Linked DNA regions of Homo sapiens: all the other regions are linked to region 1. Evidence: chromatin loops called from intact Hi-C (ENCODE). Cell type or tissue: GM12878. All regions are shown on one strand. Links, peaks and the distances in the headings refer to the core of each region. The heading gives the core; the rest is flanking DNA.

What was found. Hi-C counts contacts between places; a loop is a spot of excess contacts. Peaks named below come from ENCODE experiments on the same cell type or tissue, not always from the same donor. Only the 100,000 strongest peaks of a DNase experiment are listed, where the experiment ranks them.
Region 2: it touches region 1 in a loop (2.7-fold over the local background); 5 of 110 quality-filtered maps call a loop at or near these places.
Region 3: it touches region 1 in a loop (8-fold over the local background); 3 of 110 quality-filtered maps call a loop at or near these places.
Region 4: it touches region 1 in a loop (5-fold over the local background); 7 of 110 quality-filtered maps call a loop at or near these places.
Region 5: a loop joins it to region 1, with 4 times the contacts of the local background. A loop is called at or near these places in 4 of 110 quality-filtered maps.

The regions. Positions count from the first base shown.
Region 1 is chr12:12,006,380-12,012,747 of GRCh38, reverse strand. No RefSeq gene overlaps it. Among named protein-coding and RNA genes, the nearest start is that of BCL2L14, 61 kb to the left of the region's middle. RefSeq lists enhancers at 1,121-1,270, 2,431-2,480, 1,634-2,514, 2,501-2,620, 2,515-3,395 and 3 more. In GM12878, for the core only: CTCF peaks have their summits at 3,622 and 4,192; DNase peaks (open chromatin) are centred at 1,097, 2,407, 3,337, 5,487 and 4 weaker places; H3K4me3 peaks cover 1,448 bases; H3K27ac peaks cover 5,000 bases.
Region 2 is chr12:11,743,146-11,749,513 of GRCh38, reverse strand. All of the region lies in intron 1 of ETV6 (ETS variant transcription factor 6), which reads right to left. Among named protein-coding and RNA genes, the nearest start is that of ETV6, 97 kb to the right of the region's middle. RefSeq lists enhancers at 3,283-3,502, 6,007-6,056. In GM12878, for the core only: no CTCF peak of the experiment used is centred there; a DNase peak (open chromatin) is centred at 3,163; H3K4me3 peaks cover 2,277 bases; H3K27ac peaks cover 5,000 bases.
Region 3 is chr12:11,778,624-11,784,991 of GRCh38, reverse strand. The region is part of intron 2 of ETV6 (ETS variant transcription factor 6); the gene reads right to left. Among named protein-coding and RNA genes, the nearest start is that of ETV6, 130 kb to the right of the region's middle. RefSeq lists an enhancer at 4,210-4,279. In GM12878, for the core only: no CTCF peak of the experiment used is centred there; DNase peaks (open chromatin) are centred at 4,051 and 5,591; H3K4me3 peaks cover 1,089 bases; H3K27ac peaks cover 5,000 bases.
Region 4 is chr12:11,731,013-11,737,380 of GRCh38, reverse strand. All of the region lies in intron 1 of ETV6 (ETS variant transcription factor 6), which reads right to left. Among named protein-coding and RNA genes, the nearest start is that of ETV6, 85 kb to the right of the region's middle. RefSeq lists an enhancer at 3,140-3,189. In GM12878, for the core only: a CTCF peak has its summit at 3,083; no DNase peak of the experiment used is centred there; H3K4me3 peaks cover 1,183 bases; H3K27ac peaks cover 3,713 bases.
Region 5 is chr12:11,759,308-11,765,675 of GRCh38, reverse strand. The region is part of intron 2 of ETV6 (ETS variant transcription factor 6); the gene reads right to left. Among named protein-coding and RNA genes, the nearest start is that of ETV6, 110 kb to the right of the region's middle. RefSeq lists enhancers at 2,180-2,389, 2,720-2,769, 3,270-3,389, 3,400-3,569. In GM12878, for the core only: no CTCF peak of the experiment used is centred there; DNase peaks (open chromatin) are centred at 2,535 and 3,395; H3K4me3 peaks cover 771 bases; H3K27ac peaks cover 5,000 bases.

The DNA.
Region 1 (6,368 bases), core at 564-5,563:
ATGTAATGAGGGCTAAGTGGCAATTTGCACCAGGAAGCAAGGGAGGCCATGCCCAGCTTTGCTGGCAGTGTCCAGGAGGTTTTCTCAGTCAGTAAGATGTTACAGATGGTGTCATTCAAAAAGGCATCCATGAGAAATGTCCAATGCCATATGAAATCCGGGTGCGACCTCTCTGGCATCCTTCTGATCTAGGTATTCAATAAACACTTCTCGAATATAATTTGAAAAAGTAGGGAGCATCTAACATGCCAGGGAGCAGATGAAATTGAGGTTGGAGAGGATGGAGGCCAGTCTTTGAGGGCAGAGACAGCGGAAGGATAGTCATAGAAGTGGAAGTGGAGAGGAGAGATCCTAGGTGGCAGGAAATCAGGTCTAGGTATAATAATAAAATGAAGTGGGAGCGAGGCAGAGTAAAGAGCAATGCATCTCTCGAATCTTTGTGTCCTGGGCACCAGGGGGGCTGATGGTGTTGGTACTCAAGGGCGCGAGGAAGGAAAAAGAAGTTTCAGTTTCAGAGGCCTACAAGAGATTTAGTGGAATGTACGTTTTCCCATGCTCTTTTCCCTTCTGATTCTGACTTTGATTTCAGATCTCCTCTAGTAACTATTGAATTGAGAGAGGATGACTTCTAGGTATGCGCCAGGTGCAGTGGGAGATCTGTGATGCGCTCCGTCCTATCTCCCCAGGGAACTCTTATACCATGCAATGCCGTCTGCAGTTCTCAGTACCCTGGCTAGATCTGTTCTCAAGTTTGGCCAGTTTCTTTTTTTTTTTAATTTTATTAAAAAAATTATCTTATGTTTATTAAATTTTTTAAAAATTATTTTCTGGTTTTTAAATCATATTTATTATTTTTTATTTCTTGGCCACCGTTCTGACATAGAACGTGCAAGTGCCTATGCAAACCATTGTATCTGTTGCGGGGGTGACCAATTCATTTCGGTTTGCCTGGGACTTTCCCAGTTTTAGAAACAAAAGTCCTCCCTCCCCCGCCCCGGCCGCCCCATGAATCCCTTCGGTCCCAGGTAAAGCAGGACTGTCAGTGATCCCAGAGGTAGGTGAGGAGCTAGGGGCACTTGGTGTGCACAGCACATCCCAACTGGCACTGGGAAGGAAATGGAATTGCTAGAACAAAGTGCAGCTCCTAAGTCTTATATGTCCAGACTGAGGGGAGTGCCTGGGAGGCCGCAGGGAGGAGCCCAGGGCAGCTGTATGTGGGGAGTTGACCTCAGGTCAGAAGCGCATGGCTGGGCTTGGAGTACAGCTGTGGGCAGGCTGCAGTCGGTCCAGTCACCTCTCCTTGGGGGCTAAGCCAGGCCTTCCCTTTTCTGAGCTCTTGATTAATTTAATGGAGCAACTGAAAGAAGAAGAGGACACAACAAAGGATTGAGCTGGGCTCTCCACCTCTCAGGAGTTTCCTGGGAGCATGTTTTCCCCCAGGAAGCCTTCTTGTCACTGGAGGACATTGATTGTTGCAGGAAGCTGAGGGAATCGAATAGTCAGGGCAACTGTCCTCTGCAAAAACCCTGGGTCAATAAAACCAAAATGACTGCAAGATATCCTGAGAGAGGTGGGCAAAGAAGGCACGTGGATGATTTTTCCTCCTGCTTTTCCCAGCGTTTCTACACACACACACACACACACACACACACACACACACACACACACACGCGCACTTGGGGACAGGTATAGGATGGTTACATTTTGTCTCTCTTCACTTCCTATATGAAGCATAAGAAAGCATTTGGTAAATCTAGTCCTAAGTGTGTTGCCCAAGTCAAATCCAGCGACCCCCTCGCAGCCCCCTCCCCAGAGGTTACATAGTTCCCACAGGGTGCAAGAAAGGGTTATTGAAAACAGCAGGTTTATTTATTTTTTTTCCATAACTTCAGCACTTCTGGTAAATCTCTGATCCAGCATCTAGTGGTTAACCACTGATACAGGAAATGACATTTAACGTTTTTATCACTCAGCCAGAAATGGAAGAACAAGGCGAGTGTGTGTTTAGGGAAGATGGATGGCTGCCCACCACCTTCGTCTTAAAGGCACCCGGCTCTTTTTCTGATTGCAGGGGCTGATAGGCAGCTCACTTCCCCTCTGCCTGCTCGCTCCACTGACGACAATGAGTGGGAATGTCAGGAGAGCAGGAACCCAGGCGTTGTCAGCTATTGATGGGGGTGAAATGGGCAGCATTTGGTTCCCCTTTTTCAGGAGCCGTTGCATGGGGGGACAGGCAGGCCGGAAATGAGTTCGGATGCTCGTGTTCAGGCACATGGAACCACAGCATCAGCCTAGGGTGTCTGAACCCGGGAGGCCACGTGGCCGGGATGAGACTGTGAACAGAGCCCCACTGCCCATTGCTAAGCTGAGGACACTCAGCAGAGACCTCATTAACCCTCCAAGACAACCAGCCAAGCAAGAGTGTTGAGCACCGCAAACCACAGCGAGAGAAATTACAGCTGCTTTCACTTGCAGTTTTCCTTAGTCACCCGGTTGTTCCCCATTTCTTGCCTTTTGGGGATGAGGGGCTTTCAGTGCAGTTACTAAGTGGATTTCTTGTAACAACGGCAACAGTTATAGATAGTCACTCACTTTGTTAAGTGGTAAGTAGTTTAGATTCATGATGTTAACCTGCTCTAGGTCTAGAGCTGGTAAGTGGTATGGCCAGCCAGGATTTGAACCGAGGTCCATCTATGGCCAAAGCCAACCCTGCCCTCCAGACATCTGATAGCAAGTGCCGCCCTAGGCCCCACTGCCCTGCCCAGCCTTTTGCTGATTAAACAATCTCTTGGCTGGGTGCGGTAGCTCACACCTGTAATCCCAGCACTCTGAAAGGCCAAGGCGGGCAGATCACTTGAGGTCAGGAGTTCAAGACTAGCCTGGCCAACATGGTGAAATCCTGTCTCTACTAAAAATACAAAAAATTAGCCAGGCATGGTGGTGTGTGCCTGTAATCCTAGCTATTTGGGAGGCTGAGGTGGGAGGAGTCCTTGAACCTGGGAGGCAGAGGTTGTAGTGAGCTGAGATGACACCACTGCACTCCAGCCTGGGTGACAGAGCAAGACTCTGTCTCAAAAAACAAACAAAACAAAACAAAACCCTTGAGGTGGGTCTGGGCATCAGAGTTTTATGTTTCTTCAAATAGTTCTAGTGGGCAGCCAGCAATGAGCACCGCTGAGCCATGCTGTGATTTCTTGAGCTCAGAGAGCCAGCCGGGTTGGCCTTTGTTGCCAGTGCCCAGGGAACAACCCTTAATGTTTGTTACACAAATGAGTCTCTGATCGCTCTACTTTGGTCTGCAGGGCAAAACCTCTACAGAGAGGGAATAGAGGAAGAGATGAGTCACACCCATTGAGAGCCTGAGGGTTCTCAGCAGATTCTAGCTGTGAGTGCCCCTGGTGAAGTGGGGTAGGTAAGATCAGGCCAGGCATTGTTGGCAGAGACATTCTCATATCCGAGAATGAGAGCCCCACATTCTCGGATAACATTTCCCTTCTCTTAGTAGGAAGTAACGTGATCCCATTTTTATGAAAAGGATCACTCAGGTGCGAAATTGTCCTCCTCCTCCCACTCTCTGCATCCTGCCTGCAGATTCTTCACCCTGCAGATGTGCCTCTGTCAGCACTAGGAGGCAGGGTGGTTCGGGGCGAGCCCTGCCTGCTCTAGGAGGCAGGAGAGTTAGGGTGGGCGCAGAGGCCACCCAGGACGAGGCCAATTGCTCCTGGGGAGTCACGTATTGATTTCTGCTCTGCCTTGCTCTAGAGATTTGAGGCGAGGGCCACTCACAGTCTCTTGGAGCCTCAGTTTATTCATTCATGTACTTGTTCTGAAGAGGTGATAAAATTTAAAGTGTTTTGAAAAGAAAATTTATCCTTGCCTCCATGAAGAGGAGTAGATTGCTGTTTGACTTCCAAGCCTTTCCAACAGCGCAGAGTTGCATGTGGGTGGGGCTGGGCCCACAGCTCAGCTTTGGGGTTTTGTACCAGAGGGAGCTGGAGTCAGGGGGGAGGTGTGGGTCCTCCCTAGTGCAAGTTTCTTCTTCAAGACCCATCTCTTCCTCTCCATGCCCTCTCTGTAGAGTTTTTGCCCTGCAGACCAAAGTGGAATGATCAGAGACTCATTTGTGTAACAGACACTGAGGATTGTTCCCTGTGCACTGGCAACAAAGACCGTCTGGCTCAGTGGCGCCCACCGCTGGCTGCCCACTAGAATTATTTGGGGGAAACTTAAAAAACTCTGATGCCCAGATCCACCTCAAGAGATTTTTGTTTAATAGGCATTAGCATTTTTTTTAAAAAACAATGACTCTAATTTATTTTACAGGGAGTAGAGAACCACAGATCTAGATGGAGAGACAGATAAGTGGGAAAAAAAAAACCCACTATGATGCAGAGGATGATATGCTCTGGTTTTGGCAAATGCAAGTGGCTACGGCAGCACAAAGTTAGGGCCGCTCACCCAGCCCCGAAAGAGCTGTGAAGTAGGAAACATCACAGCCGAAGTCTCAAGAACAGGAATTAACCCAGGGAATCTGGCCTGATGGGGCCAAGGGTAAGGGGCGTGAGGTTAAGATGATTTCCAGAGAAAGCAAGATGAATTTTCTGAGTCCAGGAGTGAAAGGGAGACAGGCACTTGTATGGGACTGGAAGTAGTTTGGTATGGCGGGACAAAGCTGGCAGGGAAGCCTGGTGAGAGCCGGAGAGGAGACCAGAGGCCAGCTCATGCGGATATCGAAGCAACGTTAGGAAGTTCGGGCCTTATTCTAATGGTGGAAGGGAGCTGATGAAGAGGTATAAGCAGAGGAAGGACTGCCATCAGTTTTTCAGTGACAGGAAGGAAGACAGACGGGAGGAAGTTAGAACACGCTTCAGTGGTGGGTTCCAGAACTATGTTAGTGGTTATGGGGATAGCAAGAGGTGAGTGGATTTGGGAGATATAAGGACCTAGAGCCTATTAGACTTGGGGAGTAAAGTGGGAGAAAAGTCAAGGAGAATTTCCAGGTTTTTGTCCTGGGCAGCAGGATGGAGGATGATGCTCCTTCTCTGAGGCTCTGCATGTGTGTGAGGAGGATTGGCTCATGCTGCTCACAGAGCCCCAGAAGCTGGACAGGACTTGGTGGGGGGCTCTGCCAGCAGCTTGGGGTCCCCGGAACCTGTGCAAGTCTCCTGTGGGTGGCCCAGCCCTCCCAGAGCAACATGAGGGGACACGGGCTTTGGTGAGGTGATGAGGGCATTTCTGTATTCTTGGCTACTTTGCTAGTCTATTTGGATTTCCTGGGCATCCTTCCCACTCAAGATGCTCCTTTCCCCAATGAGACCAACCAGCCCCAGACACTGATGGAATCTCAAACAAACAGTAATGACCGATTTCCATTTTCTGTGACCTGTTACCTACTCCCCATTTTACTGCTCTTAGTCAAACCTTACGGCCCACGCCCACCCATAGAAGTCCTTTAATGACACAGACACCTAAAAATATCTTTTATTTTCCTGTTGACAAGTTCAGGTCTCTATAGACTCCTATGTCATCCCTGCCTCAGGGACTTACTGCCTCTAAACATTCTCACGAATTTCCTACCCCACACATTATGTGTCTCCCTCCCCACAATCTGTGATACCAACCTCAAAGACCACCACTGAGGGCTGGGCATGGTGACTCACGCCTGTAGTCCCAGCATTTTGGGAGGCTGAGGAGGGTGAATCACTTGAGGTCAGGAGTTTGAGAACAGCCTGGCCAACATAGTGAAACCCCGTCTCTACTAAAAATACAAAAATTAGCCGGGCCTGGGCAGGGCGCGGTGGCTCACGCCTGTAATCCCAGCACTTTGGGAGGCCGAGGTGGGCGGATCACGAGATCAGGAGATCGAGACCATCCTGGCTAACACGGTGAAACCCCGTCTCTACTAAAAATACAAAAAATTAGCCGGGCGAGGTGGCGGGCGCCTGTAGTCCCAGCTACTCGGAGGGCTGAGGCAGGAGAATGGCGTGAACCCCCTGGGGGACGGAGCCTGCAGTGAGCCGAGATCGCGCCACTGCACTCCAGCCTGGGCGACAGAGCAAGACTCTGTCTCAAAAAAAAAAAAAAAAAAAAAAAAAAAAAAGACCACCATCGAGGCCAACTTCAAAGACCGCCGCCCTCTTCCCTGCTTCAGAGCCCATCCCCACATTACTTTTGGACGATACTCTTCCTCTTGTGACCCCTCCTTTTGGTTCCATGTCTCTCCATCTCCTTCTCTGTGCCTCTGCCATCTACTCTTCTTGCCTGTTTGGGAGGCTTCTTTTCCGCCTTACCTGCCATCTCGTTATTTCACAAATATATCAAAAATTATTCTGTGAAGATGTCAGAGTTAGAGCCTATGACCTACTTTT
Region 2 (6,368 bases), core at 592-5,591, 260 kb after region 1:
CTAATTTCCCAAATAAAGGGAACCTCTTTACTCTCACAACTGCTTCTCTGGTGCGACCCCAACAAAGGAGGGGGTGGTGGTGAGAGTCCCACCTCTAAAGCAAATTGTCAGACAGATGAAAACCAGAGCTGCTTTCTTTCTTTTAACATTATGGGGAGTAGGGGTGTGTGTGTGTGTGTGTGTGTGTGTGTGTGTGTGTGTGTGTGTGTGTGTGTGTGTGTGTGTATGGGGGGGATAACGATTTTCCCAAGAGGATTATAACCGCTGCTCTAATTAAATTAAAATGCTACAGACAGTGATATTAATGTATTCAAGTGTTGTAGGGGGATAAACTGCTGGTGGAGGTCAATGATGTGACTCAGAATGCCGTGATGTGGTTACATTATTGTTTAGATGCTGTAAAAAATAAAACACGCTGCTCTCAAATTTGCAGATACAACCTATCAAGCCAACCAGCTGAACAAAAGGGAAGCACTGCAATTTCTGAGGCCAATTGTAATACCTATGAGCAGGTTGTCAAGGAGGCGGCACAAAGCGCTGGGAAGAGAAAATAAGGCAGAAAACTGTTGTAGGCAAGAGTTGAAATGTAAATTTCACCAACCATTATAGAAAGCTTTAAAAAAAATAATGAAGTATGGAGTAGGGTTGTCTCTTGAAAGCGTAAGGACTGAAGCCAAAATGAGCTGCGTTCCCTCTCCCATTTCTCCCCTAGCCATGAAGGGCCAATGAAGGGTACCCATCTAATTCTGCTCATTTTTAAACTGAATGCTTAGGAGCCCGTGACTTCCCTGTAAAATAGGTGTATACAGTCTGTGCTCAGTAGGAGAATGGCATTTCTCCACGTTCCCCCACACCCACCCTCAGGTTGCATATTACAGAAGAGTCAAAAAATGAATATTATTACCAAAAGGTCTTTCCTCTTCAAAATTATTCAATATAAAGCTTCCATAAATCACGGGGATCCCCTAGCACATTTACACATTTATTATTATACCCTCTGAAAAGGCTGAGGGGTTGGGAAACTTAGAGCCTACTGCTAACTAAATATTAACATTCTGGAAATAAAGCATTTTTGGAATTAATTAAAACAGAAATAAAGTTGGTTGTGCTTGCAAAAAGATGGTTTGCAGGTAATTTCAAAGATTTCTCTGCTGCAGAACTGAGATGTCCTTGATATAGAAACTTTTCCTGGAAATTGTCCCTATCCCCATTATAAATGCCAGGACTGCCCCCAGTGATGGCTTCTGAAGCCTAGTTTGAAAGTCCTGAGGAGGAAGAGTGTCATGGACACAGGATAGTGGTCATTTCCCCACAGCTAGGGTAAAAATGCCACAGGCATGCTTTCATCCCATTGCACTTCGGTGTCCCATCACTGTGAAGAAACCTGCAACCCAGATAAGATGGAAAACAGCAGGCACCAGTGACAAGAGTGGTCATGCCAGCAATATTCAGTATTTTGAGAGAAGGATCTCTTTTCCACCCTGCAGGTGTTTAGAAAAGCTGCCTGAGAAAGCTGATGCTTGTACCGTCGTCAACTTCTACAGATTCAACAGAAGAAACCTCTCCTATGGGAAGCTATTTATTGAAATTTATTAAAGTGAAGTCTGAATACACAAGTATTTAAGTACACTCTTCTGGCTGCAAAAATTTCAAGTGGTGGTGATGTTGGCTTTCATTAAGTAAGCTTTTATTAACAAGCTATAGACACATTAACAAAAAATTGAATACGCTGAAATTTGAGCTCTAGAGTTTTCTAGGTTTCTGCCACCAGGAAAGCACAGATATACACAAGAACCTAAAGTAATACACTCTTGAAAGTCGACATTTTTTTCACTTGAAAAAAGCTATTGAATATTTTGTCCACTCCAAAATTCAGTGAGACAAACGTAAAGAATTTGAGAGAAGATGCAAATGCCAGTCTTCTTTTCTAAATAGACATTGTACACACAGCCACAGAGAGTAACATTTTTGGAATCTCCCCAGAAAGAAAGAGCATACCCTAGCATCTCGGCTAGAAAGAACACCACAGAGACTCAAATGCAAATTTTGATGTAGCAAAATCCACATCCACCAAATCACAGAAGTGAAGTTCATGATTTCTTTTCATCCAGAGAGTTACCAGAAGATGGTTTAGACATCCAAGATGGTATAGGGGCCCAAGCTGGCTTTCTTCTTGGTGTCCAGTGTCCCCCCTGCCCTGAAAGCAACATCCCTCTGGATGCTAAGCCATTAATTTTTACAAGCCAAATGGTGTTTGGGTCTCAACATTCATCTTGCAGAATACATATCAGTACTTCCAAGGGGAAAAAAATGAGTGTACCCTGTGAAAATGAGGATGGGTAGGAACTATACTCCTAGCATCTGAAGTCTCCTCTCTAGGTTACCCAGATGGCCCACTCAGCCCTTGGGGAGAGGGTACGCCAGACAAACCAAACTCAATGTTGCTGTGGGGATCTTCCAAGGAGCCCGCTTCACCAGTCTTAAGGAGTGCCCTTTCTCTAGTTTATGTAGATGGTTCAGGACGTGAGATATTCGGATTCCTGTTTAGAACTGAAATTGTCCCTTTCTTCTGCCTTTCTGGATGGTTACATCCTAAAATCAGAAGGCAGTATATTGCTTCTGTCAAGCAGATACAATTAAGTCAAAGCATCTTAAGTCTTCCTCTTACCCAGACCTGTATTATCTTTGCATAGTGAGATTAAAAAAAAAAAAAAAAAAAAAAAGAGAGAGAGAGAGCATTAGCAATAAGCCCTGCAATCAAACATCTCTGTAAAAGGTCATTGAGTTTTTTTTCTCCCTATGATTAAGAAATATTTCAGCATCCATCAAGGGTCAACTATGAGGCTAGGCCTATAGCAGGCATTACAAATTATGCAATCATACATCCTAGAATTTCCAGGATGGTCTCAATATTTAAAGTTCCGTGTCCTTTTACCCATAAATACATATGGGTAGTTGTATATAAATACTTAACACCTCTCAGAACACGTGTCACAATTGTAGCTGGAAAATACAGTCACTGCCACAATCAGGAAAGAGAGCTAGCATTAAGTGAGCATGTGGTATGTGTTCCCATGAAGCCTTTATTTTATTTCAGCCTCACAATGACCCTGCAAGGAAGGCATCGTTATCTCCATTCCGCAATGAGGAAACTGACTTGAAAACCGCAGTTCCAGTCACTAGCTTGGGAGATGGTGTGGCTGGTATTTGCGTGCAGACTGATCTAACTTTACTTCTCTGAACTGCTTTATAATGCCAACCAGTCAACAATGACTTCACAATGGGGAATTCCAAGAGACAGGTTCAAGCTTGTAAAAATCATAGCAGCCTTCGAATATTTCGTTGCTCTGCATCCTCACTCCTCACAGAATTCCAGCAGGATTCTTGAGGGTGACTCAACAGAGCTGCCTAAGCCAAGGCACCTACCTTCTTATGCATGTTGCTTATCCTATGGGTAGCACAGACTGAGGGGTAAATGCATTCAGCTGACGGAAGGGGACTCTATCTGATGTATGAGAAAAGTTCTCATGGCATGACCCCTGAGCAGGAGTAGCCATTCGAATTTATCCAGGGATCTACATTAACCATGGGACACAATCAGTAGGACCAAGAGGGCATTTCCAGGTTGCTTATGCAAATGATAACTTGGCCGTGGCTAGAAATCTCACTGGGCATTTTTGAGTACAAACATATTACTTTCTATCCTAACATTGTCTTTAACAACAACGGAAGACATTTCCCTTGTTCTTATCTGCTTACCCAAGAGCAGCAAATCTAAAAGTACAGGTGAGATAAATAGAAGCAGTAAGGAGGAAAGAAGCCTGCCAACATCTATTTGGTGCCTATAGTGGGCAGATCTCTACACCAAGAAGGAGCTGAGTCTGCCCCCAGAAATCACAGTGGCCGCAGTCCAAGCAAGACCTCTCCAATGGCCCAAAGATGCACATTCCCAAGAGGGGAATGGATGAAGGCATTAAGGATATATGTGGCCTGTGGGGGAAAAAAGATTTAAAATCTTCTCGGAGATGTCTTCAAATATAGGAAGGACAAGTCTAAGAGAGACTCAAGGCTTGCTTGTAGTAGCAGAGGACAGAGCCAGCAACAGATACCGATGCACTAGAAGGAAGGCCTTTCAAACAGCTGAAGTCTCCAGATAAATGGGCGATTTACTGTTCTCCTAAAGCTGACTTAATGCTGAGGCTGAACAGTTACTCTAAAACACGTGCTTGCACTGGGAAGGAGCTGGAGTAGGAGAACTTAAAGGTTCCGTATAACTGCAAGATGCTGGTTCTATACAATCTTATCTCCCCTGGTAAGTTAGAGCTTATAAATTACAGTGTGGGTAGAACAGCTCCAAATAAAACACGGACACCACAGTCCCCTTCTTTATCAATTACTCCCCTATGCCTCCTCACAGGATCCTAGGGTTCTACTGAATATAATTAGAAAAAGCACTAGTTTCTAGAATTAGGAGCAATTTCTTTAAAGACAAGCACCAAAGCAAAAAACTTAAATCGACTTCTTTATTGTTCCCATTTTAAAACATTTTAATTAAGATACTTTCCATTCTTGACATGCCATGAAATTCTCTCTTTTTTTTTTTTCCTGAATTTCCTTAGATATTTCTAACATGGATAGTAAGCGGAAAGTAAAACTGTGATTCCTTGTCACGTCAGGCTGTGGTTACCAGGGAGGTCTATGAAGGTGGCCCAGTTCATGTGGCTGGAACCCAGTGTGGATGTACACGCAGGCAAAGTTACAAGCTTTGAACCTGCATGGGAAAATTTAAATCACACCATTCTGCAGCCCCAGGCTATACCTCTAATCCCTGCCATGATATAGAGGATTGCCTTTGCTCAAAGCAGAGATTAGATGAGCTCAGCAACACACATCACCACTCCTGGAAACGCCATAAAAGTGCATGTCCTACTAACAGCAGGTCAGCAGCATCAATTCAGCATAAGAAAGGTGGTGTGACTTTATTTATACAGAACCATCAGACGTCACCTCTGGGGAAGAAATAAAGTCTTGCTGTTGAATTTATCCAGCAATGCCTCTAAGCTTGTGATCCACCTTTTGAAAGAGGGTCACTAAATCCTTTCTTCCTAGTTCTAACAGCAGAAGAAACAGGTACTGAAATTAACAGCAGCTTGTATCCTGGGCACAACAAAGTGGCCAAGTTCAGCTCTTTATTAGCTGCTTTCTCCTCCATTAATGCTATTCCCTTTAATGGTCTGGCTATTATAATTAGCCAATCTGCGTTGTCCCTGCCTGGGGCTAACAAGTAATGAACTGAGACAGTTGCTATTTAGTTGTATCAAGGGCACCATTAGACAGCGCTTCTCAATCTCCCCCCAAATGAGAGATACCTTCCAGGCATGTACTATTGCCACGTGACTGTTCTTGTACGTTCCCTCACAGTGGACCTGGGGTGGGAGCTTCCCCAGGTTTTAACTCATGAGACTTAAAACCTGGGCAGAAGGAAAGGATGAAAGCAAGGCTCCTGCAGACACTGGCAGCCCAAAGGGCTTGGAACCTGAGCCTTAACTATTAACTCCTCCCTCCCTTCACCTGCATTCTTTGCCTCTTCGTAAACCCTTCGCCTCCTCCTCAAGTAGCTTTCTTCTTTGTGCCACAGCATCACTGAGGGCTTTGCTCTTTTTTGTGTCCTTCTTTAACGGCTATATCCTGGAAGTCTTGTAAAAGGAAGAGAAAGAAAAGCGACGGCTCAGACTCACAACCCCAGCGAGCTGCAACTCAGACCTCCTTCAAAACTAGAAAGATGTTTTGCCCTGTGATTTATCTTTTCGAAATGTCTAGAGCTTAAATGGACCACACATGCCTAATAAGAAACTTGAGGTTTTAAAGATGTGACATGAGAGCCAGGGGAGAAGATTTATATTCTCATTCAAATGAGGAGAGTGTGGAGAACCGCTGAATAATGCCCTGTACTTGATACTACCCCACTGCTGGCCCAGGCTCTAGGCAGCCCCAGCAAAGCTGTTTGTATGAAGACACACCAGGCTCTAAGGGATACCCCAACCCTCACCCCCATCTGTAAGGAAGAAGGCTGGGTTACAACCAGGACCACAGTCAAACTGAAGAAATTCCCTCGCTCTACATATATCACATAATTCCTGGGTCACTTCAGGCTCCGAAATAAACAGAAATAGGAAAAGCCTCATGAATTCTACCTACAGTAACAAGCGCAAATGAGTCTGGAAAAGATTTATATCTCTGGAAAATGTTTACTACCAAAATAATTTTCAACAAAACCAAACAATACTGTACTTAAAAAGCAACGTAAAAGAAATGAGTCAATGTCTCCTCAGTGTTGCTGTGTGAGAGATTCGGATAACAATACCCAG
Region 3 (6,368 bases), core at 981-5,980, 230 kb after region 1:
TTCATGCCTGTAATCCTAGCATTTTGGGAGGCTGCGGTAGGAGGATTGCTTGAGGCTGGGAGTTTGAGACCAGCCTGGGTAACATAGTGAGACCTCATTTCTACCAAAAAAAAAAAAAAAAAAAAAAAATTAGCAAGGCACGGGGTGCACACTTGTAGTTCCAGCTACTCTGGAGGCTGCGGCGGAAGGATCATGAGCCCAAGAGTTTGCGGCTGCAGTGAGCTATGATTACACCACTGCACTCCAGCCGAGGCAAGAGCCTGTCTCAGAAAATGACAAAAAACACAGTATCTTTACAGTGGCCTACAGCCTCCTCCCAAGTCCTCTTGCCCCACTCCTGTTTCCGAACTCCGCTCTTCCTCACTTGCCAATCACTTTAGACACATTTGCTTCCTCGCGTTCCTTTTAATACATCAAACACTTTCCCTCCTCAAGGTCTTTATTGTTGTTTGTGCTTGGAATACTTTGAACTCACATAGTCACATGGCTTGCTCCTCCTGTGTTAAATTCTGTATCTTTTTTTTTTTTTTTTTGAGATGGAGTCTCGCTGTGTCACCCAGGCGCGAGTGCAGTGGCGTGATCTCGGCTCACTGCAACCTCCGCCTCCAGGGTTCAAGCAATCTTCCCACCTCAGCCTCCCAGGTTCAAGTGATTCTCCTGCCTTAGCCTCCTGAGTAGTGGATTACAGGCGGGTGCCACCACGCCCAGCTAATTTTGTATTTTTAGTGAAGACGGGGTTTCAACATGTTGGCCAGGCTGGTCTCGAACTCCTGATCTCAAGTGATCCGCCCACCTTGGCCTCCCAAAGTGCTGGGATTACAGGCATGAGCCACTGTGCCTGGCCTGTATCTTGATAGTTTAGAACACACTTGGCACATAGCAGGTGCTCAGTTAATATTTCCTGAAAGAATGGGTCTCACCATCTCCTTTCACCCCTCCTACACTACGGTGTTGAGCAGCACAGGGGGAAACCACACAGACAGACAAATTAGTATCAATACAAACTCCAGGCCTCCCACTGGGAGGCGATGCCACGCGGTGGGGGGACCCCAGCTTGGCTCAATCAGGCACTCTCCCATTTCCTTCACTGCCACCTCCTGTATCTTTGGCTTCTCAGGCAAAACAAACAAACAAACAAACAAAAAAACAACCAACCACAAACAAAAAGGCTGTGAAGTGGGAGTTTCCACAAGTTATGAAGCCTGCCCCCATACAAACAACTGTCTTATGTTCACACACACCTTTCCTCTGATTTCAGTGTAACAAGTGTCCATCTTTCCATTGAAAATGAAATAATACCTCCATTTTTACTTTGCCTCTTATTTTTTCTCACTTCTACAAGGACTCTGTTCCATAAATCACCCCATATTTCTCCTTTATTTTCAACTCTCTGATTCTTACCAACAATTCTACATGGCTAAATACCGTCCATTAAATAAACAAAACAAAAGCAAAAACCTCCCTTCACCCGCTGTTGCCTTCCAGATCCTATCTTTTCTCTCGATTCCAATCCAGTAAGAGAGTCATCTATAATCACTTTCTTCCACATTTCAACCCACAGCAATCAGGTTTCCACCTGCCTCTCCCCGCCACAGAAATTGTGCTTACTGGGTCACTGATGACTTCCCTACTTGGAAAAGCCAAAGACACCTTCAGTCCTCATCTTACCTGAATTCTATGCAGCATCTGATTGGGCAGGATCATTCTTTCCTTCCTGAAATTCTCCTTCCTTGATCTCTGTGATTTCCCTCCTGTCTCTCTGGGGAGCCCTCTTATAGGCTCTTCCTTCTCGTCTTGCCACTCTAGATAATGGGCTCCACGGAGACTTGTCTTTTCTGCTTCCCATCCCTTGCTCCTCATCTGATCTGCCACTCACCTTGCCCAATCAATCTGCTTAATCACTTGAATGTTTCTCTTTCACTCCATCTCTCTGACACTGCTTTGGCTTGTACTTATTTTTTTCTCACCTAGATCATTGCTACAGCTGCTACCTACAAAAGCCTTCTGAACACACATCCCTTCTCTCCCCTATTTAAACTTCCAGCACAAAATCTAAACTCCTTAGCATGGCATACCCTAGTCATCTTTTCTTCTTTAGCCAGTCAATAGATGTATACTTATAATACATATACCTCCCATATTTTTCTTAAACATGGAAACAATTTAATTGCATTTCTTCTGTCAACACACCTGAGGTTATCTTATAAATCATTTTACACTCATACAAACCAAGGTGTTATAGTTCTAAATTACTTTTTGAGAATTAAAAAATTCAGAGAGAAATAGGACATAACCAAGCAAGAGTGTCTCACTCTGTAGTCAATACCTTGCACATCTACATAACAGACTGACTCCAAGCATTTCCCAGTGATTCCCCAATCCCTCTGTCTTTCCACATTAGTGAACATCCTACAAAGCCAATTTTAAAATGAAAAACAAAATATGAGCCTATTATTACAAATGTGCAGTCGCAGAAAACACAAATGCACACATACTGTGTGAGTAAAATAAAAAACACACTGTCTCTTAATAATAAAATGTTTAACATTTCACATTTCAGATAACGTTTCAGCTGTCTTTCCAGGTTAAAAACTCCTCTCAGACAAAAACAAAAAGTCTTCTTTTCTCTCTTAAAATCACCGAGAGTAGATACATTGATTAACAACAGTTTAACAAACTGTTAAACTACCACTGACCCACGAAGATTGTTCACATCTACCACTGACCCAAGAAGATGTCTTGCCTAAGCTGAAGTAGAAGGTTTTAGATTTGCCATGAGTAGACGAGTAAAGTGAAAGAGGGTACTTGGTAAAGATTTTACAGAGAGCCAAGCAGTGCATCTGATTTCAGCAAATAACTTGACAGTCTATCCTGACTTTTTCTTATGGGTTAGGCTGACAGTCAATTGATATGTAGTACCATTGTGCATATTTGCAAAAATGATAATGTGTCATTTATGGCATATGGCAGCAAAGAGATTTATTTGCCAGAAAACATAATCACAATATACTTGTTAACTATAAAGTTAACTTTATAGTTTTAAAACTATGCCTACCTGGAAGGCAGTCTCTAGCGGTATGCCACAGGGATCTTTCACAGGTCCCGTCCCATTCAATCTTTTTCCCTTCCAAATAATTAACATAAAGGTACAGAGAAAGTACTCATCTAATATAGAAGCCATAAAGTAGGAAAGAGGAGTTTATAGAAGGGATGATAGGCATTACCTCAGCCAACTTAAATAAAACGTAATAGGGTTAAATGTAAAGGCATATATTTTAAGTTTAAAAAATCCACAAAAGAAGAGTTCTGACTTTGGCTATAGTCCAAGTAAAAACGATCAATGTGAATACAACACAAATATTAAAATGCTAACATAACCTTTTGTTGCATTAATAAAATAACTGCCTATCCATTCAGCAATTAGTTTGCACATATTAGACGAAAAATACTGTTAAAGTAACTGTTTCATTTTGGGTAAATGGCAAAGCTGAGCATCAAATCCATATCTGATTCCAAAGTTCTGTCTCTAGACTTAATGTAGAAAGAATACACCCTATCTGGTTTCACATGGCAAAACTAGAACCAAGAGCAAAGTGACAGTGAGGTGAGTTTCAACTCTATTTTTCACATCTAGCACCATCCAAGAACGGGACGAAAAGGGGGCAGGGAAGTACTTCCCACTGAATACACACAAGCAGGGGAGGACTGTCCTGCTATCTCTGGGATGCTAAAGAGACAGTCGTGACGTGGATGACAAGTTGAAATATATCATCTCTGAGGTCCTTCACAATTCTTAGACTCATCGATCTTTATGAGAAATTATTAAAGGCAATTGAAAAATAAACACTTCCTAAGAGTTGGACATTGTACATATTAAACCAGCCTCATGTTTTTCTTAAAGCAGGGGTTTACTGTTGTATCATGAGGCAAGTTTCCTAGCATGCAAACAGAATTAGGAAACAAAACTCATTGAGATTTGCATAGTTTGCTAACATCTTGTACCTGTAACTGAAAGTAGGGGGAAACCCAAGCTGTTCACCTTTGGTGTGCTGATCTGGGGGAATGCAGATGTGGAACTGCTTAACTTCGCCATGAAGAAAGCTTCCACAGGACGTAAGAACAAGATGAAACACACTGCTATACAGTAACTTACAATCATCTACTAGACTTCTATATTTTTGTCTGCTCAGCATCCACATACCGCATGTGGGGGAATCCCAAGATTGGCAGAGCTTTCTCCCCTGTTCCCTGGAACATAACCTGGACTCAGCCAATTAGATGCACTTGCCACAGTGTTTGAGTCTTAAGGGAGTGACCAATTCCCCAGGGATGGTGAGATGTTATTTATGGCAGAGGTGCTAGTCTCACGAATTCATGTGTCCACTGGCAGCCGAGCTGTGGTGGCATCCTAATAAAACTGTCCTTATGGCTCCATCTCAGCTAAGCTCCGGGCTGCCAAGTATCCTTTTGCTTCTGCTACCTTATCAGCCAATGAGCTGCCCAATATACCTCCAATAAAAGCTTTTTTTTTCTCTGTGATTAAGTTGTTCAGAGCTTTTTGTTGTTATTTGCAAGGAAGAACTGGTATACTTCTAAAGTGTTACACCACAGAATGAATTTAGGTGAATATTTGCTGTTGTCCCAGGGCAGTAAAAAAGGATACAGGCTACTGAACCTAAAACCTATTCTAATATAAACCCCAAATTTTCTTCTAAAAGGCTGGCAACCCAAGTGACAGATATTAATATAATCTCAACTTAAAAAAACAAAAACAGCTACATCTATCAAACTAGAGGTTGTAACAGTTACAGTTCTATGAATATACTGTGTAATAAATTAAAACTTTCAGACTGGGTCATTTATTCAGCACATACTTAGTGGAAGCCTTCTCTGTACCAGAAAGAGAGAAAAGGAATGGTTTCTAATTAACTCTTTTGTTTTTCAGCATCTGTGTGAAAGCAGAGAAGGCTAAAGGTAGAGCGTGTGTGAAAAATATGGGCAAAACCTTTTAAAAAGTCATGTCATCTATTTGTAATTGCATAAAGCTTTATTTCTTGTAAATTTTATCAGCTCATTTAATTACACAGCACACTAGGCAAATGCAGAAGGGAATGAATGGTTACTTCTCAGCAATTCTCTTCACACTTTTTATCTCTGTAAAGAAGGATTCTCATCATGCACTGAACAGTCACAGTGAGCACCGTCTATACCAACCAATTTTCTAATAAAAACTTGGCTATCTGGAAAAGCTCTGAAATGAACCATTCTAGAGATCCAAGTTTTCCAGGGTACCATACTAAGCACCAAAGGTTATTTCAGTGATTATTTTAACAACTCTAGGGGAATTTTTCTACATTATATATTTTCCTTCTGGCAGAAAAGAGAAAAATAGCAGGCAGCCAAATGGTTGCGTCACTTGAACTATGTCATTTCAATCCTGGAAATATTTCTGTCTTGATTCCCTAGGTAGAAAAGTGGGCCTCGGTATGGAGGCTATTTTTAGAGTCTGACTTCTTTTTTGAGCAATCCATTCCTTTCTTGACGTGAATGATTACCAAGTCTAGCTTTGAACTACAGTTTCAGATCAGAAATAAGCACATCACAGGAAAAGTCAAAGGAGTTTCAAGTTTTTAAGATGGGAACTGAACAAATTCAGTACTGAGTTCTGGGGAAGGGCTTGTGTGCTCAATTTCTGCCAAATATATTTGCTGCAGTGATCCTCTAAGAACCATAAAAAGTACAAGCTGTAAAAGAGCAAATCATTTCTAAAATGATGAAAGGCTGAGTTTTAAAAGAGGACTTATTCGGGAAAGCATGCACAAATATACGCAGAGACGCACGTGTGCATCCACAAAGAGAGAAGTCAACAGGCTCAACTTGTATGTTTGGTCGAAGCCCAAATCTATGAAAAAATAGAGCAAAGCATTTAATCTGGCTCTGAAGTATTCAGGGCCTAGATATAGGAAGGACAAAAGCCACGCTAGTATCTACTTACAATGTAAATCTGGTTTTGGTTGTTTGCGAGATAAAATAACCACCAACCCAAGTCTGACAGTTTGACAGTGTTCAAGAAGCTACAATAAGGGGGCAGCCCTAGGGCTGTATCACTTGAGCAATCAGTTTTACAAACGAATAATGTGTCTAATCCTCTAAGGCCTTTTATCCTGAAATCACTCACACGGAGGGCTCCAATCTTAAAGAAAGAACTTAGCTTTTATATAAACCATGCAATACAAGCCCAGTGTACATAACTGGACTAATTTAATGGTGTTTGAAAGAAGAGTGATTTTTTTTTTAAGAAAGAAAAACTAAGAGCTCTATGGCTCAACAAGGGAGTTACCTTTCTCTTCCTCCAATAAGGCATCAAA
Region 4 (6,368 bases), core at 895-5,894, 280 kb after region 1:
TGCATAAACGTGTTGAGAACACCTCTTAGAACTGCGTGCAGAGTCTAAATTCAGTGCCTTACACAGGTCCCTCCCCATCCATGGACTCAGCTGCAGGTGCCCCTATTCAGGACTCCCTGTCCTGACTGTTGTAGAGTTCCAGGCCAAGTCACCCCAGCCCATGCTGGCCTGAACTCCTCAGCAAATCCTTCCCTTCAGTCTGGATCTAGGTCTTGTTCTTCACAATCCCTTGTTTCTTAATTGATGGTTCACTGGAGCTTGGACTTTGATTTCCACGACTGTGGGCCTACTGTACCTTCATCCACCTCTCAGACCCCCAAACCACACAGGAGCCCCAGGCCCTCCCACACACCCAGGGGGGAAGGTTATCATCAAAACTCTGCAGGCACAGGGACCTTGTCTGCCTTGTTCACTGCCATATCCCTTACAACTAGAACAGAGCTTGCACTGGACACTCGTGAAGTATTTACCAAATGAATGAATGAGCCTCATTAGATGAGCTCAAAGTATTTCTAGTGCCAACACAAATTCATCTTTTGTCCTGTGTTTCCACCTAGGGCCATCTACTGACTTACTGATGAAGTTTGAAGTCTAACTGTCTACATAAAAATCTTGCTACAAGCTGCCAGCCCTGCCCCATCTCCTCTCCAGTAGATGCGCTCACCGCCCTATCACCCAGTTCTGTGACTTGTGTTTAAGCCTTATTCCAGTATGTTCCAAGTTCCTGGAACACCTTACCTACTATGATCCCATCCCATCAAGTCTGTTCCCTCTCGAAATAGATACTTTACAATGTATTTATACTTATTCCAAAAAAGCAGCACCATTCCTCAAAAATACTTTAGAAACACCTCTTTCAGATCTTTCAGAACCAGTTATAGATAACAGTATATTGCCGTTTCTTGTACCTGATCAAAAACAATATCAAGTATACCTGGACAGACTTGACACCAAATGTCACCTATCTCTTAAAATTTAAATCCCATCTCAAGGATCAAAGTTGTTCATTGCTCTAATTATCTATGTAATGTTTCTCTCCCAGTTAGACTAAAAAAGGGGACACAGACTATGTTTGTGTGTGTTTTTTAAGACTGCCCTGCTCCAAGAACAGTGCCTGATACACTGTAGATACTCAACAATTGTCTGGTGAATGAATGATCTGAAGACCTTTGTAAAAGATTTTTCTTTCATTCAGCAAATATGTGCCTGGCACTGCTAAGGGCTGAGAATATGGAAATGAGTGAGAAAAGAAAATCTCTATCTTCTTTAAGGAGCTTATAGGCTAGAGGGAAAAAAAACTTACTTAAGGGAAAAGGAAAAGAAACTATCATTTATTGTCAACTACTATGTGACAGGCACATACACTGTTTCATTTAAACTTCCCAGCAATCAAAATAAGGGCGACATTTAAATTCTCATTTTAAAGACTAAAAACTTGGGATTCAGCAATGTTATACAACTTGCATAATAAGCGACGAGCTGGCCGGGCGCGATGGTTCACGCCTGTAATCCCCGCACTTTGGGAGGCCAAGGCGGGTGGATCACCTGAGGTCAGGAGTTCGAGACCAGTCTGGGCAACATGGTGAAACCCCGTTTCTACTAAAAATACCAAAAATTAGCCAGGCGTACTGGCGGGCGCCTGTAATCCCAGCTACTCAAGAGGCTGAGACGAGAATCGCTTGAACCCGGGAGGCGGAGGTTGTGGCGAGCCGAGATTGTGCCATTGCACTCCAGCCTGGGCAACAAGAGTGAAACTCCATCTCAAAAAAATAAAAAATCATCATCATCATCATCATCGTAAGTGACAAGCCAGGCCTGGAACCCAGAGCCTACTGATAGCAAAGTCTAGGTCTTTTCTTTGATCACGCCAAGCAAGGGCTGTTCAATTAAGTAGTTTGTTTATTAGGGTGACAACTTTTCAAACTCCAAAACAGACAACACTTACGTGGATGTTTGCTCTTCAGCCTCACCCCATACTATTCAATAAATCACCCTAGGTGCCACCCACTGATCTCACCACTAATCTCACCAAAGACCAACTCCCATAACCGTAACTCGCAGAGACATCAAGAAGCCAAAGGCTTATACAATTGGGGGTCTGTGACCCTATTCTATCCTGGGAGGTACTTTCAGCAGAAGTGGCCATGTGAATGTTGGTGGGTCTACTACAGACACGTATAGTGGGGTGGGTGGGTTAAGCAGCAGGTAAACCCTGGTACACAGGGAAGTGAAGAAATAGGAGGCTTGGAAGCAGGACCTAGTATTAGTAAAAAAAAAAAAAAAAAAAAAAAAAAGGCCACCTTGCCACCTTTGCACCTTTGGGACACATGCCATAAATTACGAAGACATTTTGCCCATTAATAAGTAGAAGATGAAGAACAGAGCCTTTCAAGTTTCACTTCCATGACACTTTAGAGACGAAAGGTTTCATATTGTTATCACAAAAGACCATTAGGGACCACGTTTTCCTTTTCCTTAGATGTCTTCATTCAGTTCTAAAAATATTTTTGAGCAGTATAGCATAGTGGTTAAGAGCTACGGCTTGGAAGCATCCAGGCTTACTTTGCCTCTTGGCTCTAGCACTTACTGTGTGACTTCATAGAAGTTACTTAAACACCCCAAGCCTAAGTTTCCTCATCTATAAAATGGAGTAATAGCAACACCGGCCCTACTGCATAAGATTCTGAGGATTAGAGGAGATAATGCCCTACAATTTTGCATAGTGCCTGGAGCATAAAAAGCTTAATAAACATCAATGACAAAAGTACTTGTACCAGCACTGTGATAAATCCACATACCTATGTATAGACATACAGATATGGTAATTTCTTCTTCTTCTTTTTTTTTTTTTCTTTTTTTTTTTTGCTCATCTCAGCCCCCCAGGTAGCTGGGACCACAGGTGAGCACCACCACACACAGCTAATTTTTATATTTTTTGTAGAGACGAGGTTTCGTCATGTTGCCCAGGCTGGTCTCGAACTCCTGAGCTCAAGCAATCCACCCATCTTGGCCTCCCGAAGTGTGGGGATTACAGGCATGAACCACTGCGCCCAGTTCAGATGTGGTCATTTCCGAGATGGCTCAGCAGCGCCACCTGTGCTAGGCTCAAGCTATCACCTAATTACATAGGGGACTATATGATAAAAGATACGATGTTCATGTACAACTATTATCTACTATGGAGTTTATATCACTTTCAAGTGCCTCTGCAAACTGTTTTTTAGCAGGGAGAAAATAAGAATAAAAATGGGAAAATGGAAATCCAAAGATCTGATTCCTTTAAAGATGCTGCAATAGAAGTAGCCACTGCCAGGTCTGCATCTCCTGGTGCAATCAGATAATCCATCTATCTAGATTGGATAGATACTTGAGGAGGAATAATTCAAGGTAATTTCCGTTACACCACTATCCATGTTTTCTCAAGGGAAAAACATGTATTTGCTTCTTTTGATTAACATGTTAGTGGCTGCAACTAAAACATCAAGTGGTCGGCCGAGCAGAGGTTTTCCTGCTGGTTTTACAAAATCAGTACAGCGGGCCACCTCTCAGCATCAGCTTCGCCTGGATTTACAAGTAAACTCTTCAGTATGGCTGAACAGGGTATGTGGGTGTGTGTATATTGGTAGCTGTATGGAAACTGGATTGCTCTAATAATAAACACATTTCATTCCCTGCATTGAGGGTGCTGGATCCTTGCTAAAGATCCTTTTTTCCACTTAGTTCCATAAATATTCCGGGGAAGCATGGCCTAGTGTGAGTTGTCAGAATGAGAACCTGTTGTGATATTTCATCAGCACCCACTCACAGTGCACTTACTCTCCTTTACCTGTAACTTACACCTTCTCTGTACCCTCTGGAATTAAACCGAAGAGAAAGGATGAAAACAAGATGATATGTCAGAAAACACGGTGCGGGGGCTTGAAGGGCTAAGAAGAATGAAGTGGTTAATTTTTTTTTTTTTTTTTTTTTTTTTGAGATGGAGTCTCGCTCTGTCTCCCAGGCTGCACTGCAGTGGTGCGATCTCGGCTCACTGCAAGCTCTGCCTCCCGGATTCACGCCATTCTCCTGCCTCAGCCTCCCGAGCAGCTGGGACTACAGGCACCTGCCACCATGCCTGGCTAAATTTTTGTATTTTTAGTAGAGACAGGGTTTCACTGTGTTAACCAGGATAGTCTCAATCTCCTGACCTCATGATCCGCCTGCTTTGGCCTCCCAAAGTGCTGCAATTACAGGCGTGAGCCACTGCGCCCAGCCCAAAGTGGTTAATATTAATATGCTGAGTACCTTCCATGTGCCAGACACATAAGATACTGTATGTTTCTATTTCATCAATGGAGAAACAGAGTCTGAGTGGGGTTAAAGAACGGGCTTCCCAATGTCACACAGTGGTGCTAGAATTTGAAGCAAAGTACGTCAGATTCTAAAGCCACAATCTTTCTACACTTTCACCCCAAAATGAGGAGTAAGAATGAAAGTGACACTGTGGATTTAAGGAAGATAATAGAAAGTCTATTAGAAATATATATTTTTTGAAACTTGTATCATTTAACATAATGATTACAGAGCTGGAATTGGGCAATTGAAATGGAGAAGAGCATCTTCTGACATCCAGGGTCATGTGTTCAGGCTCAGGGACAGGGTGCTTTCAGAACAAGGGTTGTTCTTGGTCCTCTAGAGGCAGAAGGAGGACGGGGTGGTCTGTGTGTCGGATGTGGCCAAGCTGGAGCACCAAGGAAGCCCCCAGCCCTGACAAAGCAGCACATTCAAACGACACAGTGCACGATGGCAGAAAAAGATGGGGTGGGATACAATGGGGGGAAACTCCCCAAGTCGGTGAAAAGGTTTGTACTTGAAGGACAACGTCCTTCTCCAGAGTAGAGCTTACTAAAGGAGATGCATCCCATTTTCTTTTTGAACCTCTCCTGCTTTCTACTTCCAGCTTCTTTCCTCCTGGTAAGTTTGGGCAGGAAGGGGCCTTAGAAATTGAGACCAGCATCCTCATTTTTCAGATGAAAAACCTGAGATCAACAGAAATATTTGAGATCACACTTCTTGTTTCGGAAATCAGGTAGTTAGCAGTTCTTGTTTTCGTTTTTCACCATATAGTGCAGTAAAGGGGAAAAGGGTAGACAAAAAAACAAGAAACCAGAAATATTACTTTGCAGAGACATTTCCACGTACCTCGAACTGCACTAGTTCTGCGACTGTGTGCTCAGTGTTGTCTTCTACCAGGTGATGCTAAAGATTTGCACTGAGCCATGCACACACTGCTGTCTAGGTCAATTCTTAAGGTAGCTGCCTAGATTTAAGGTAAGGACTGCAGGGTGGAACATCTTCTCTTTATGCAGAGCTACCTGAACTGGTCGCCTTCTTGGGTGACCCAACCATGCTGGTTTGTCTGGGACTGAAGGGGTTCCGGGGATGTGGGGTTTTCAGTACTAAAACTGAAATCCCAGGGAAACTGGGACAAGCCGGTTACCCTACTGCCTTCAGTAGGATCACATTTTCAACTGAGCTAATACATACAGACAGACAAAATGCATTTAGCTGGAAGTTTTAGCTGGTAGAATACCAGCTAAATGGTAGTTAACATTTTAATTTTTTAAGAAAATTAGCAAGATGCAAATTAATGACTATGAAGGGCTTTGAGCCCTTGGGGAGGAAGGTATTCTCAAAGTAGGAAGTGTTAAGTTCATAAAAGAAACAATATGAGAAGGCAGTGGGGCTTTTTCATACCTAACAAGTATGACTAAACCTGTAAACACTTCCTGTTCCGTCCCATGTTTTTCTGAAATTCGCTTTTCCTTAAAGGCCAATAAGACAGAAGAAAAAAAATTATTCTTTCTCTTCTCTTCTTAAGAATAACAGTGGGAAATTTCAAACCTCCAAAGACGTCTAAAAGTTTAATAAGCTCTTGCTTTTATATATAAATATTAAGGAGAAACAAACAACACTCACTTTTCTCCATAAGCATCCTGCATTCTTACTACATGAAATTTTGAGTACGTAGAAAACCATCTGATCAGGGAAGACAAATACTCACACTTAAGTAGCACTGACTTACTCCTCCACCTAGTTATATTTTCAATACAAAAATTTTTGCTTTAATTAAACACTGTGTTAGGTGCTGACAATGCAACACCGAATAAGAAGGACATACCTTTATTTCATACATCACAGTATCCTAAAGATCAAAACCTGCCTTTCTAGACTTAGTCATGACTCTTCTTATTGCAGTGGAGAAAGAGGGCTGCCCCTAACAGCAAAGCTCACACTTAAAATCATTTCTCCCCAGCAGCACTTCCCATTCACAAAGAGCAGTGCTACAAAAGGCAGCCTCACTTTCACCTGTTCTGGGTCACCAACTA
Region 5 (6,368 bases), core at 663-5,662, 250 kb after region 1:
AGGGGGAGATATCTCAAACCACAGCCTTACAAAAATTAATCTCTCAGACATATTGTGAATGGTTAAGTGGTGAGAGCCCACAGCAGCTGTGCTGAAGTGAATAAGATACAGTATTTTATGAAGCTTCTTAGCAAAGAGGCATTAGCAGGAAACTGCCAGATTCACAGTTAAGTTTTTAATTTTCCATTTAAAATCACTTCATTAAAAAAAAAAAAGTGGTGAAAAGGAAACAATACAGAGACCTAAAGCACAAAAAGAGAGAATGGTATTGAACCTGAGACTGCGTATCAAGCAGTGGGGACCAAGAGAGACGTAGACAGATGAGGATCTAAGACGGCCCTGGATTTTCACTTTGCAATTAGATTGCATTGGAATGGTAGGGGGATGGGGTCTGATCTTATTACACTATGTATGTGCCAGGGCTCTGAAAGGGACAGTATTTACCAGGAGACAGAGCAAGGGACTAGGGAGAGTCATATAGTTCACTAAAATCTGGATATATAAACCCTGAAGTTTTGGGTTGTGGTAGATGTTTTCTGTGGGGTAGCTTTAAATTTTTATTTTAGTGAGTTATTCTGTTTTTCTGAAATTTGTGAAGCTTTAACCACAGTCAGATCTCAAAGGGGAACTCAACACTATTCTTCATGTTCTTAAAGTGAAGAGATTAGGCAATAGGGCTTTGGCTTCTATTGGAAGGCAAGGTGTATATTGGATGGACCTGTCTCCCACCTACCACCTCTGTGACTCTGGTCAAGTTCCTTTTCCTCTTTAAGTTTGACTCTTCATCAGTAAGATGAGGATAATAAAACCCAGTTCACAGGACTGCCTAGAGGGTTAAATGATACAATACATGTGAAAAGCGCCTACCATAAGCACTCAATAAATGGAAGTTATTATTCCACATGGAGAACTACAAAGGATCTTTCCCCCAAATTCTGCACACCTCCTCCCTGTCACACACACATAGGCCACCCAGCTCTGGTAGCTCCTTCCCCAAGGGTCAAGATTTTCCTGACCACTTACTTCAACTCAAGACTTGGATTACCATGCCCTTTATACATCTGCAAGATCTTGGCATTACGATCAAACGTGATCATCCCTGAAGTAAAGACATTTAGTGAGAATGGTTGAAAGGCTTAAGGATTCAGATTTATACTCCCAAATTCACTACTCCTGTCAAAGAAATGCAGATGACTTGCACATTCTCAAATCGCCAGTGTACTAGAGGAGACCTGACCTTCTTTGGCCAAGACTGATGATGGCAATGTCTTGAGAGCAATGGCCACGCACAGTAAGTAGCAGACTGCTCATCCTGGCCTCAGAGCTCCAGGCTCACAATGTTTTGTCTAAATCAGGAGGCCTGGATTTTCCATCTAGTTTTCCATCTGTCTTATCCACAGAGAAGGCCAGCCCTAAGCAAATTATAGTGCTTATTTCCAACTCTACCCACTCCGTGCTGGCCACGGTCCTTCCACTTCAAAAAATTCAGGAGATCTGATAAGCTAATTTTCATTAAGATATTAGGGACTTGAGGTATTAATTATCTCTCTCCATAACTATCTCCTGCCATAATGATTTACTTTTAAAAGTGGAGCTATGTGGAAATAATGCCTGATCCAAAAGGAATGTCTCAACAATGGAATTTCAGGCACCCTGGTCATTCATCGTGGGAGATATTTATGTTCAAAGCACTCTAAATCATTGCAACTGGGTGACCACATTCCCTGCTTAAGTATAACATTCACCCCGTTCACAGTCAACTATAAGCCCTCTGTCCTGGGTCCAAAGTAATGCTATCTGAACAATAAAGGTTTAGAAGGCAGCCACTTTCTGAATCTCAATACTCCTTTAGCAAACAAAGAAGTACCAGACATGAGAGAGCTACACAGCGTCTGCACAGTGCCAATGCTACAATACCCAGTTGTATTTCAAGTTCTTTTCCCCGATCACTGGGGTGGCAGGAATCGTCACAGTAGTAGGAATAATCACAGAAGCTTTGTGAAGCAGGTATCTGGAATAACAGCTATAAGACGATCCCAACGAAAGCACGTGCGTGCACACACACTTGGATTCATCTGAAGCAAAAATTTTTCTCTAAGAATCAAAAGAAAAGCTTATTTTCTTTCATAAGGTCCAAAATCTATTTGATCAGAGACAAATTTCACATCTTTTTAGGTTTTTGTGGGTCTCTGAAGCTCCTCTCAGCACTTGGTCAGGGCATTCCAGTAGTTTCATTTATAACCCATGAGTCTCAAGTGAAGAAAACCTCTCTCAGGGAATTCCTACTTTTGTGTTCCTAAAAGACCTTTAATAAAACCCCAGATACCTGGATGAATATTTGAATCACGGCCAAATTTTAAGGTCAGCAAGAGCCCCCACGAAAAATGCTTGACAGAGTTGTAAATAGGGGAACGAGAACTGCGTCTGTTCAGAGAGGGGACTTTGTGAGGTGGCTTCACTACCACCTCATAGGAGAAGTGAAAGGAGTCAGTGTGGGAGCTGAGGAGTTCAAGAACAATGGCGTGAAGGAATCAGAATGAAAAAGGAAAGCATTTTCTCCCCGACTTTGTTCATATCTAGTGGGAAACCATGCCTAACAGAGATGAACCTTCCAACCCATCCGAATAACAGGTTTGGGAACCTGCACCACCTTAGGGTTCCTTCCTGAAGCAAGGCATGCGAGGAGGAGGAGGAAGGAGAAAGAGTCATTTTATGTCCTCAAGAGGGCTGGCACCAAATCACTTACTCATATTTGTTTCTCTACAAAGAGTTCCTGATGTTGGTGACTTAAGAGCTACTTAAGGAGAAAAAATAAAACCCCTCATCAGCTTTGGTCACGAATCACTGCTGCTTTGGGCGAGTCTTTTCTCCCTAATCTTACACCCCCTTTTCACAGCCCATGGCAATGAGTAGATGATTCCAGCAACTAGTTGAGGGCCTCTATTTAGAAATACTTTCCTTGGGTGTGAGTTTTCATGCCCAGGGGATGGTATAAGTGTCACAGATTCTCTCTGCTGGCTGAGGCGGATGGAAATGTACTTTCAAGCTCAGCATCAAAGCCTTCACTTTAGAAGCTGAAAGCCTTCATTCCCTTGCCAACTGTGCTTTTTTTCTCCCATAATTAATTAATGCAGTATTAATTGTGCATGTGCTACGGAGCCGGCTAAGGGAGGATAGTGTGGCCCATCCACGCAGATCAGCTGGCTCTGTAAAGCCTAAAACCCAGTGGATACCATCTCCAGAGGGAGAAAAACGCAGACTGAAATTTTTTACAGGTTACAGGAAAGGCAAACACGCCTTGAGTTGCAGAGGGGATTGCCGCTAATCACACAGTTGGGGTCAAGTAGATAGTTAGCAGAAGCCACACCTGTGCATGTTGCATGGGGCAAAGGGCCAAGCCACAGACAATTCTCAGGCCAGAAAGGGGGCTATGAGAACAGGGGAGCAGGCCTGTGATCTGGCTGTAAGGTCCTGGGAACCAGCATAAGGCAAGAGTGGCAGGGACAGTCTTTAGAAGCCCTGCAAGGCCTAGGAGCTGGCACCAGTTCTCATCCCACAAAAGCATTAACCCGATTTCAATCACAGGAACCATAGGGAAATGCTCAACAGAGCTGGGTGTTGGATTTCCCTATTTCCTTGCAGGAGGGCTTCCTCCCAAAACAATCACAGGTAAAACGAAGGACAATTTCCTGTGTCATGAAAGTACCACCATCTGCACTAAAATTTGATGTTGAGTCCTAAAAATCAAGTGAATGATCATGAAATCTGGCATTTACAGATAATGTTCCACTGCTGATACCCCTTGTGTTTCTCTTCTGGAATAAGAGAACAATGCGACGATTGAGTTGGGGAGAACTTAGGAATCATATACTCAGGCCATTTCACTTTGCAGATGTGGAAACCACAGTCCTGAGAGATGGAATGAACTGCTGGGATGACCCAAGTAATCAGCCACGTAGAACCAGAGCTCAAGGAACTGACCCCTACAAGAGCATGTTCTCTGCCCTCTTACCCTGTTGTAGCGTGTTCTGGCACACATGCCATGTGGGTAAACTAAGGCACCAAACGTCAGGCAATTTTTCTGAAGCGTGTTGGCTTAACACAAATTATCAGGAAGTTCAGTGTTTTAAGGTGTAAACTCAGTAACACAATCTTCATTCAATCACAGCATCTTTCTTACTGTTTAATAACCATCTGTGAGGTAGATCATCTCTTTAAAAAAGATGGAAAATAATAGACAAGGAACCTCTTTTTACTTCATTTAGTTTTGTTTCTAACACTCCAGAATTTACACACATACCTGAGACTATCTGGCAGATAACAGTGTGCATACAGGATTGGATATGGAAATTTATCTTCCTTCAAGTTCAAAAGATAATTTGGTTTATAGCTCTGATTTTATCCATCTGGGCCCTCTTGTCAGTAATTTATATTATGCTTAAAAATTGGAAAAAAAAATCAGCCTGTTAGCTTGGATATTCTCCTTCTAACCAATAGATAGAATGAAACAACTTTCATTTGCTCCTCAGACTTTTAAAGAGTAATAGGGTGAAGTGGAAAATAAAAGTCTGGGTTTTGGAATTAGATACGGATTCAAATTGGGGCTCCTCCACTTTCTCTGGGTGACCTCGGGCAAGTGGTTTACCTGAGCCTCAGGTATAATATCTACTGTGCAGAGTTTGTTATTATTCAGGATAATATATATGAAGCATATACATATACACACATATATACATATATACACACACACACATATACTTTTATATACACACACACACACACACACACACACACACATATATATAATAATAGTAGTGATCATTATTTCTTCTTCCACACAACAATGCCACAGAGATTCTCTAGAGTGGCTTTATGATCTTAAACACGGTTGACCTCAGAGTGGCTCCTAAGGAGAAACACAGGCTCCTGTGAGCTGGCAGGTAGGGTACAATGACCAAAAAACTAAAGCTCATTTGCAAAGATGAGCTACTTCTGGAAAACAAATGGGTAATAAAATCCTAACAATGATACTTCTCAATCAGAGCTCCATAAATTGCTGGATACCCCTATAATTTTTAAATGGTGCTATTCAACACCCTAAAACTTGTCCTAGGTGCTTTTAAAAAAGTATTGTTACATCTTCCCTTACAAACCTTCACCCTCCTCAGTGAACCATTTCAGTTAGTACCCCCACCCCAGAAGTAGAGAATTTAGCCTCAGCTGACCTGGTAAAATAGGGTATTCACTGCGTAGCCCTGTGCAGTCAACTTTCCCTTCTAGGTATCCAATCGTCATCCACCCCACATCTACAGTTCTTTATCCATTATCCGTACCCATCATCTGCATTTCTATTACTGGAATCTTACAGCCCCATTTGAGAGCTACTGGTATCCATGATCTGCTGGAAGCAGAAATGGAGACCAATGTTGAAAGAATGGGGTTTTGTCCACACACCCAAGATGGAGGCAGTAAATATTGGGGCAGTGTGACTAATTATACTTGGGAATTTACAGTCAGCATGTGGCCAGAGCCAGGGCCAGTTTAAATCTCTCAAGTCCTGCTCTACCCCTCCTTCAGAAGAGATCAGAAAAATGAACCACAAAACACTCACACATGGTACAGGCAACTGAGAATCAGAATCCACCCATGGCAACAGCAAAAGCAGCAACATCTAAACGTCGCTGCTAACGTTTACCTCTGATGAAGTTGTCAAGGTCATCCTGCCAGAAACCCCAAAAGTTTGAATTACTAATGTGGTGTAACTCACACATGAAGCAAAATGGGAGAAAATATCAGTTATTTGAGCATGGAAACTGCTGTATTTGTATATACTCAGCTCAACCAATGCTTTCTGATAATCAGAGGAGGTGAGAAGTAACTTAGAGAAGCACATTCAAGCCAACACACTGAACCTTTATCACACCTGCCAGAAAGCATTAGGTAGATACATGTAAGGGTGACTGTGGAGCTCATGGACAGGAACTCCTCAATCTGCGGAAACCCATCAAGACGAGAGAAAGACCACAGACGTATTGAGGGTTGGGAAAATCCAAGAGGAAGCAACGGACAGAAGAAAAGAAGAAATGGAAATAAAGTTTCTGATTTCCTGTTGCTGTTCAAGTTTCATAAAATGGACTGGTTCTCATCGTCTTTTATTTTTTAAAGGGTTCTCTTAGTCTGCTATAACCTTTCAGTGTTGAGTCTAGAATAAAGCTGGGCACCTCTGGGCTCACATAAATAACACAGAGCACCAGGTAGGGACAACCCATTGTCAACAGTTTCCAAATGTCTACTTCAGAACTCTGAGGAAAGGGAGAGCCCGTGACACTAATGAGGGGCCGTGCCATCTTCATCCTCCCCTCCCCATC